Regions from separate parts of the Mus musculus genome. Here region 2 is linked to region 1. Evidence: chromatin loops called from intact Hi-C (ENCODE). Cell type or tissue: gastrocnemius. All regions are shown on one strand. Region 1 overlaps Bmp6 (bone morphogenetic protein 6). Region 2 overlaps Bmp6 (bone morphogenetic protein 6).

Region 1 (5,000 bases):
CTACCCATCTCTGTAAACATGCCTCTTCCCTGGGACTAGAGGAATAATTTGCTCATGAAATACGTTAGAAACACCCTAGCTTTGTCAGCCAGCCTGACTATCAGGAAGTATGAATCAACAGGATGAATCTCTCATAGCTCGAACGCTGGTCATTCGGTCCAGCTCATTGTTGTTGATATTGACTGCTTAAAATCCTGGCTTGGAAACAGGCTGAGACATGAAGGGCTGTCTGCTCTTGTTGCAGTGTGGCAGCTGAGGGCCTGGGTGAGCTTGTAAATTTATATCCAATGAGGGTCCCAGATGGCATTTGCTATTTGTTTTTTTTTTTTTTTTTTTTTTCTATTGCTCAAAATGTCTTGACGCTCTGCTATGCAAGCCTGCCAATTTGGTGACCTTGGAGTGATATCCTTTAGGCATTAGGTTAAAAGTCCACCCTCCTACAAAGACCTTCTTACTACAAGCCCCATCCTCCTCTTTATCAGCACAGCACCCTGGTCCTTTCCTTCCTTGTGCTGATCCCATGGAATTTCTCTCTCTGCCTGTCTCTGTTTTTAAAATCGCTTACTCATTGTGCATGTACTGTTTAGGATGAGAGGCTGACATCACACGGATCCACCATGGTAGCCTAACAAAATGCTGAGCACACTGACCACACTTGGAAAAGATCGCACTAGCAAGACTATAAACAATAGCCTGTAGTTTAAATTCCCACTGATCTGCGAGTTCTGATTCTTTAGAAAAGATAACTCTTGATTTGTGTTTAGTGTAAAATGCCTGGAGATATTTGGGACACTGGTTTGAAGTATTTCATGCAAATGTTTTATTAATAGGCCTTTTAAAGGTTATCCGCCTGTGTATTAATTTGTAATATCTTTACGTTTGTGAGAGTAGAAATAGTGCCTCTTTAAGTCTCTGCACTTCGGGCTTATCTTGAATTAATAAGGTGTTGATCTCCAGATGCTCGGATTAAATGAAATAAGAGGCCCACATCATGCTCTGAAAAGGGAGTCAGTAAGTGTTAGTACAAGAAACAAGTAACTTATTGTACTGAAAATATTGGCAATCTTCTCAACTGAATTCCTCTTGGGAAACATAAATTAGAAGAAAAATGGAATACTCCCTGCTTGTATCTGTAACCAGAGACACTGTACTGGCTTTCGCTTATAAACAGAGGCTCAGTACCACAGCTTTTCATTTGGGCTGCTCATACTTATCGAGAATATTTATTTATTTATTTATTTAGTAATAGAAAATATATTTGTTGCCTGTAAGCTATCCTCAGCAAAAGGGGCTGGGAGAATTTGAAAGAGTGTGGTCCAGGGAAGAGGGAGATGTTTGCCCCCAAGAGTTTTAAATGTGAAATTCAGTGGCTTTTCACCAAAGAAGCTGGACAAAGTGTTCTTCAGCTTGAGATCAAAGGGCAAGCAGATACCATTGTTTCTCCTTCAGATGTCGCTTCCTCTGGTTGTCCTTCTAAGAATGGGTATAAATCCTTTTTTTAAACGTGCTGAGTCATGCTCAGTTCCTCTGTTTAAGCTTGCCTCTGATTAGCTTGGAGAAGGCTTTCCCTGGACTGTGGGAATCTCTATGTTAAGTGAGGAGAAGGCGATAGGCAGCATTTTCTTTACAAGTCACGATTGCATCTCCTCTGTGTCTGCATGTCTTCAGAGTCCAACGGCTTTGTGTGCTGGATTTCATCTTCTAGGGCTGGGACTAGAACTCAGGGTCCCAAACATGCTAAGCCCACACTCAGCCATTGATCCATCCCCAGCCCCAAAGTAGTATGCTGCATATGAATATGGGTGAGGGCTTTGAATACTTGCTATCAAGAATAGTGGGAGGAACTCTAACAATAACTGATCAGTTTGTCTCAGGCTGGGCTTACTGAAGAAGTGGAGTTAGCAAAGTGGAGGGTGAATCCCATTTGCGTTAACTTTGCACAAATCAGTCCTGTGTTCTGCTTTCCAGCCAAATCAGAAGAGGCACTTGTCTAGGGAATGAATATTTCATAACTTGATAGAAAATTATTGAGTTTGTTTTTAATATTCATTTTGAACCCCCAAGCCCCCTCCTCCCCTGCTTTCTCTCTTTTCTGATTCACCTTCATTGGCTTCCAGCAATGGAAAGAAAGTAGGCAGTATTTTAATGAGGTAATTTTGTTTCTGATTAGAAGCTGTCATGAGTATCTAGTTTAAAGCAGCAGAAATCAGAGCAGTGGAAATCAATACAGGAGGACGATGCTAGTAGTCAATTTACAAGGGCCCCGGCATGTAAACAGCTGTTATCCATTAACTTACACACTAACTGTCCCACCCTCCAGAGCCTGCAGGATAGCCCAACCACGTGCCTGCAATCCAGCCCAGCTTCCCTGGGCACGGGCTGTCACCCAGGAGCTGAGGAGGGAAATAGCTGGGGTTGGTGTCTTTCTTTTGTGTCACTATCAAAGTACCAGTGCCTGTTGTTTTCCCTGTTTCTCTCTTACCACCCAGACAGCTGAGTTAATCTCATTCCCCGCACACTGTCCTGTCCTCAAACCCTCAGTTTCCACAGATACTCAACCTGTGGCCCATCTCCTGTCCACATGGAATTCCTGAGCCAGAGAACAAATGCAGCCTCACCTGGAACAAGAGAAGAAAGTAACAACTGTATTAAGAGGAGAGGGGAAACAAGCATTTTAGTGAATCTCAGTTACTAAGTAACTAGTGCTACCAAACTCTGAAGTGTCTGAGCAGGTCAGAAATTCCCAGAGCCTAAGACCCACCTGCCCATCTTTTACTATTAACAGTAGAAATTAATAACGTGTGTGTGTGTGTGTGTGTGTGTGTGTGTGTATGGCTTTTTTTTTCCTATTGATTGATGCTTGAGAAAGAATCTCACTATGGAACCCATTTTACCCTCCAACTCAGAATCTTGACTGTTTCCTGATTGCTGGAATTACAAGCACTTACTACAATACCTATATAATTATTAATAATAATTAGTAATAATACAACATATATAACAATAACAGTTGATCACTGATATTTATAGATATTTAAGTTAGTTACATGTTATGAGGACGTTCTCTAAGATGTATGTTTACTGTGAATTTATAGTCTTTTAGCATCCTGTGACTAAAATTAGGATCCACAGCACCGTTTGGAAAACATTTACAACATGGTTTTTTTCTGAGGAAGCATGCCTTGTAACAGATAACCGGCTCTGAGTTTATTGATTAACCTAGTTCGGGATGGTTGGCAGATTACCGCTAAACTGAGGAATTTAGAATTTGGAAGATTCTCACATGCCGCCTGGCCTCCCACGTTGAAAGCTCCTTAGATTTAGTCAGCACTACTTCTTGGGATGTTTGGTGCTAGATGGCAGTGTTAAGGGGGAATCCCTAAGAAGCCATTCTTAGTGCATTAGTGTGGGCAGAGAGACAAAACGATACAGAAATGGCAAAGCGTCCTGAAACGCTTCCAGCTAAGACGAGAGGGAGGCAGAGATGAAATCTGGATTTTTCTGGATTTTTTTTTTTTTTCATAGCCAATAACATTTTTCCCTCTGGAACTCTTTTTTTTTTTTTTTGAAAAGAAAATGTGAAGCGTGTCTATAAATACGTCCTGTTTGGTATGCTGCAAGACTGTTGACCCCACAGAGAATTGTTTTCTCCCAGAAACTGAATTGAAAACCATGCTGCCCTGAGCGGCATTGTTCCACTGATATGCACCAGGCGATCCTCTTCCTGCCCTTCCCAACTCCATTATTCGCAGATCAGGCCCAGAATGGAGATGGTATCTAAATGACATCAGGTAATTCCTTGATGGCTCCCTACAGTCCTGTTATCACACAATCCCAGATGACTGGGTTGAAGAATCACCTTCAAATTTTTTTTTTTTTTTTTTTTTCAGAGAGGGACTTTTGGTTCTGAGAGGGAGCACGCCTTCCTGGCTTTCAAGTTCACGGGCATACGCCCTTGACAACGACCCGGACAGTCGTGCTAGATAGATATCGTGGGACTGCCCTAGGAATGAACTGTCTGTGTACACCAGTGCCGACTTTACGTTCAGATTGTTTTCTCATCATTGGGAGTGTTGTCTGGGAGGAGGAGAGTGCACTGAGGGCAGGCAGTGACCGAGTCCCTTGAGGACCCACTCGGACCTGACCTTTGCTATCCGCTGTGGTCCTGATATCACTCCTGCCGTTTTACCCTTTCACCTTGCCCAGCCCCAAACATCTGCGCCTGTTGATTGTTGTTCCTGTGTTTACAATCTTGTTGGTTTCCTGTTCATGAACGTGGGCTGGGAAAAATATTCCGACTTTAATCTCCGAAGAGGAGGAGCTTAGCTCTATCATTGGTGCAAACTGTCTGTGCGGATGAGGCTGGGTGGTGGGGGGCGGGGGGGGGTCGTATTTTTATAAATTGGCTTTGCTTACTCTTCCAGACTAGTTATTTTCCCTCCCGTTTGAAAGTCTGTGAATTACATTTAAATTATCCAAAGGCTGACTTTTTTTTCCAACTACAAAAATGACAAATTTTTACTTGGCATAATTTTTCTTCCAGATTTTATTTGTACTTTCCCAAATCAGAGTATGTTAACAAGAGAGCCAGTGTGCTAAAAAAGAATCTGTGTGTATGTGTGTGTGTGACAGAGAGAGAGAGAGAGGGAGAGAGGGGGGGAGAGAGAGAATATGAATGTGTATATATTTAGAGAAATTTTACTTTCAATAAATTGAGCAGAAGTTTCCTATGCATCCCTTATCCCACCACAAGCACACACCTGCTCATGAACATCCCTCATCAGGAGAGGTCCACCTGTTATCATAGAGGACACAGCATTGTTAGACAGCACCCAAAGCTTCCATTTGGATTTGCTCCCGTGGTGTTCCTCTTGTGAGTTTGGACATATGGATAATGTGTAGCTACATCATAGCATCACGCAGGATAGCTCATTACCCTCTATGGAAAAGCTGTCTCTTTAATGGGGAAGAAAATGCCCTGGATATATACATAATCAAAC
Region 2 (5,000 bases), 86 kb after region 1:
CTGAATCTGTCTATCAGCTATCCCTGACCCCTTTGTCAAGTTCACATGGGCTCTCGTCCCTTGGTTAGGCTTTTCTAGTGACACTGCAGTGGTGACAGATCACCTTACAGATAAGGTTTGATAAGGTTATGTTAAATTTGGATTAAGAAAACTGGAGGGCTTCGGGGAGGGACGAGTGAGCAGATCCATCTGGTCTTGAGGCCGGCAGAATATTCTCTCACGTAACTATTATAAACTCTCAAATCCTAGGAAACGTTTCACTAGGTTTACATAAGGAATTCTCCATTTTGGTGCATATGAAAGTTGGCTCAGACTTCAGATAGGTCTTGAAATGCAGTAGCCTTTAGGCAACAGAAATTTACAAAATTGATCTATTATAAACTGGAAGCAAATAAAAGTGATTATGAATTCAAGCTATAAAGTAATCAGAGACCCATAATAAGGAATAAACATACACATACTTTAGAACGGAGGCAAAGTTAAAATTCCCGTAAGTCACAAAATAAACAGAATTAGGCTGGGCTAGAGCTCAGTAGCAGATTGCTAAGCATGCAAGAGCCCCCTCCCCCCAACATGCTCTTAAACCACACTAGTGCATCTGTTAGAACTATGATAGGCACTAATTGCTAGAGCTATTCTTATTTGTGTATACATGATGGCTACCCACTTTTTTTCCTTTCTTTTTTTTTTTTTTTTTTTTGGAGACACGGTCATGGCTTTGGAACCCAGGATGGATGGCCAGAGAAACCCAGGGATCTTCCTGTCTCTGCCTCCCCGGTGCTGGAATTCTAAGCTTGTGCCACTACACTTGGCTTTTTTAAATTGTGGGTTCTGGAAATCAAACGCGGGTCTTTTGTTTTTATTTATTTTTATGTATGTGTATGGCTGTTTTGCCTGAGTGTACATATCTGTGTACCTCCATGTCCCTGTGGTGCCCTTAGAGGCCAGAAGAAAGTATCATATCTCAGGCCTCAGGCTGGAGAGATGGCTCAGTGGTTAAGAGCACTGACTGCTCTTCCAGAGGTCCTGAGTTCAATTCCCAGCGACCACGTGGTGGCTCACAACCATCTGTAATGGGATCTGATGCCCTCTTCTGGTGTGTCTGAAGAGAGCAATAGTGTACTCATATACATAAAATAAATAAATAAATAAATCTTTTTAAAAAAGGAAAAAAATGTCCTATTTCCTGGATCTAGAGTTACAGGCAACTGTGAGCCACCACGTGGGTGTTGGGAATTGAACCAGGGTCCTCTGTAAGAGTAGAAGTGCTTTTAACCACTGAGCCATCCCATCCCTGCAGCCTCCAAAACTATTGTTATATGAAGAGTCCAAAGAAGAAAAATGTTGAATCATACTCTATTATACTATTAAAAACTGAGAAGAAAATGTAAATGTTTACAGTGTTCCTTCAGCTTCTGTTTGTTTCCATTACCAGATATCAAAGAACAGAAAAGACTTCATTTACAGTTTTAACACCCTGTCCAGCTGTGAAGCCATCCCTACTGGGGCCCTCTTAGGTCCCAGCTTTCCCAGGGCAGCTTTTCCATGTGGGTTGTATAACTATTTATAGACCTTTGTTTTCATAAATTGCCGAGTACAGAAACCCATCCTTAGCATGGGTTAAGGGTCTTAATGGCACAGGGTTTGTCATCAATGTCCCTGGTTCTGTGTTCTTTCCTCTTCTCTGGTTGTCTCGCTTCATTTTTATCCTGATTCATGGTTAGATTTTTGTAAAAGACTTCCAATATTGTGGAGTGGTGTGGGTTTCAGGTGCTCCCCTCACGTACAGTGGGGTTATGTCTCAGGAAACTCACCGGAAGTTGAAAAATGCGTGGTGTACCCCTCCCAAGCTTAAGGGGCACCCTACTTCAGCCACACAGTCAACAGGGCAGTGTCATGAGGACTGACCAGCTCTTCGGTGCCACTGCTCAGTAGCTCCAGAGAAGACTGTGGTCATATCTCCAGTCCAGGGCAAATCAGCATCCAAAGAGAAAGTGTGGTGTCACGGGGCTTCCTACACTTTTGCATTGTCATGAAGTAACAATCATCTTCAGTTTGAATGTCCACATTTTAGAACAGAAATTCCCCACTCTTCCCCTTCAGATTATCTTGGGAATTGCCCAGATTCCTAATCGGAAGTAGTCACTTGTCTAAGGAGTACTTCTTTGCCCCTCCCACCTTTCCTCCAACTCCCCTTTTCTCTAGAAAGCCACCAGAGGTGCAGGATGAAAACCCCCTGCTCTTAAGTGGTGCCTCCCCCTCGTGGTAACCCTGGGAAACTGCAGCGGGTCCAGTCTTTGATGTGGCAATAATTCAATTAGTTGTGGTTGTAGGTCTGGGGTCCCCATTCCCTTGACGGCTATTAATAGAAGTTCTTGTGTTCTAGAAGCCGCCTGTCTTCCTCAGAGATGCTCCCTGCTCATCATACCTGGCATCTCTCCACTACCCTCTCCTACTAGCTTTCCATTGCTGTGACAAAAGTGCCAAAGAAAAACTACTTAAAGGAAGAGAGGTGTCGGAGGTTTCAGTCCATGGTCACCTGGCACTGTTGCATTTATACCAGTGTCAGGCAGAATGTCGTCGTATGGGGACAGAGGGTAGATCAGACTGCACCCCTAAGGGGGCTGAGAATGGAAAAGTCCAGAGTCCCAGAATGCCTTTTGGGAGCACATTCCCAAGTGACCAAACTTCCTTCCGGTATACCCCACCTGCTGAGGGTTCTGCCTCCTCTTAACATCTCTAGAGACTGAACAATGGGCCTCGAAGACATGGGCTCTCAGGGACACCCTCTATGATAATGGCCAGTGCCCAGCACAGCTGGATAAAACTCTGGGCCTTTAAAGGGCTCTTAAGATTAGATCTGACCCAAGTGAATAACTCTAACCCTGGTTAACTCAAAATTTACTGATTAGTATTTGTAATCATAACTTGAACATCCTCTCATCACATCATATACCATAATTGGGGTATGGTATACCAGTATTTAAGGTAAGAAATCTAATGCGGGGTGGGGGGCTCTGGGAATTTGCTTAACACAGCTAGAGCCCCCAACCTTATTAGTGTTCTTTCAACCTTAAGATCAGGTTTATTATCTTCTACGTTTGGGTCTTTATTGTTCACTGGGGAGCTTTTCCAAATCTTCCTCTAGGGTCTAGCTTGAACTGACAAAGGAAGTATAGAACTCATCACAGCTACACCAACACTATGAAATCTCAAACCAGTATCTTCTCCCCCAAATCTACCAGGCCTGTAGAGATGCTGGCCAAGGAGAATTAGCTGGATGAACTCCGGGATGCACAATGTATTTATTTATTCACTAGCTTCTGACATGCTTAATTTTTTATTTCAGGGTTGCTTACTTCTACATAAAATGTTCGTGTTCTCTTTATTTTTATCCTTCATCCTCACCTCTGAGTTCTTCACTAAGGACATGAATTCTCTCTCTGTTGTTCTCTTTTCTTCCCTGTATCTCACTCTTTATCAGGCCGGTGCAGGGAGATGTGGCCCAAGAAGCAGGAGGCCCATATACTAGATCCACCTCAGTTCCCAAACTGGGTATGCCACCATCTCCTGGCATTGTTGTTTCCTTGTTGGTGACTCACAGGTGTCCTTGTTAGCCTGTTATATAATGGGCTTAACTGCACGTCTCTCAAAACCATATTGTGTGATACCAAGCTCCGGAGTCAGCTACTCAGGTCCCTTCTCTCTCAACGACCACCACAAGAACTCATAGGACTTCATCAAGAAATTAGTCCTGGTTTCTTGCATTTAATTGTAAGCATTGTTGTGCCTCCTTCCTGGAAGGTATGGGCTGCCAAACTCCTCCAAGGGCTTCGGTACTAACACAGTGACGGGCTGGTGGACACCGAAATCTTGTTGGACGTGTGGAGAACAGCAGGGTGATCAACAGCAAGAACTTTAGAATAAGCTCTGAGGGCTCAAATCAGATATACAGGCCCTGCTGCGGACAGGCTTCAGGAACTGGGGGAAGTTTGACACCAATGAGGATGAAGTGGAGCGGCGAGAAAGGAGTCCAAATGTGTGGGGCTGATCACTCAGCTGGGCACATAGCAAGATTAATGTCTAGTACATACTGTTCCTGCAGCGGCTGGTCACGCTCATCACAGTTTGGATTGGCATGCACTCTTGTGTGTGTGTGTGTATGTGTGTGTGTGTGTGTGTGTGTGTGTGTGTAGCATTCAGGCACATGCACTACCACTGAGTTATATCTCATGGCCCTACAATATGAAAGATGGAGGGAAGACAACGACCTGGTTAGTTCCTGTTATAACTTAGCAGCGAGTGCTAAACAGGGCAATGTGTTTGATATTAAGGCTTTCTTTTGTCTCTGGTTGGTGGACTTCCTAACATAATCCCCATGTCCAAAAATAGAACGAGAGGAAATAGAACACAGCAGAGCTGTAGAAATACTAGTGCAGACCGGAAACCAAATCGTTGGCGGGGACATCTTGCTAATCTCCTGTGGATTGGTGCAGTTGCAGTTAGGGTCTGACCCTGACGCTTGAGCATGGCTAGACATCTGTGTTAGACTGTCTCGGTCAGTCAGTGGCCCTCGGAGGCCAGCCCTCCACATGGCGAAGCCAGCAGTCAGTCAGATGGAGAGTGTCAAGGGAAGGCTTTGAGCAGATTCACACTCCATTCAGGAATAGTTAGAACAGGTCTTCTCCCCAGCTCTAAAGGCGTACAGGCTTCTCCGCTGTCAGGTGGCTCTTCTCATTCACACAAACTGGGCGGATGAGCCAGCACTCAAGTCTTTGTGATCACAAAACCTACATATTAGCTGCTGGTTGCCCTTGGGTTCTGACCTGGTGTAAGATGGAAGCCAGGAAGCCAGTCTCAGGACATGCATTCACTGAGTCACTGAGGGTAATGCATGAGATGAAAGCAGGCGTTGAGAAAAACTTCTCTCCAAATGGAAAACTTCTCAATTAATTAAAACACTGACTATACTCATCTTTTACACCAGTGCTCCAGTGACT

Evidence for each region. Peaks named below come from ENCODE experiments on the same cell type or tissue, not always from the same donor. Only the 100,000 strongest peaks of a DNase experiment are listed, where the experiment ranks them.
Region 2: a loop joins it to region 1, with 3 times the contacts of the local background. A loop is called at or near these places in 13 of 42 quality-filtered maps.

Annotation. Positions count from the first base shown.
Region 1 is chr13:38,349,871-38,354,870 of GRCm38, forward strand. The region is part of intron 1 of Bmp6 (bone morphogenetic protein 6); the gene reads left to right. Among named protein-coding and RNA genes, the nearest start is that of Bmp6, 6.7 kb to the left of the region's middle. In gastrocnemius, no CTCF peak of the experiment used is centred here; no DNase peak of the experiment used is centred here; H3K4me3 peaks cover 3,355 bases; H3K27ac peaks cover 4,842 bases.
Region 2 is chr13:38,435,902-38,440,901 of GRCm38, forward strand. All of the region lies in intron 1 of Bmp6 (bone morphogenetic protein 6), which reads left to right. Among named protein-coding and RNA genes, the nearest start is that of 4930579J19Rik, 23 kb to the right of the region's middle. In gastrocnemius, a CTCF peak has its summit at 2,264 (motif pointing left); a DNase peak (open chromatin) is centred at 2,271.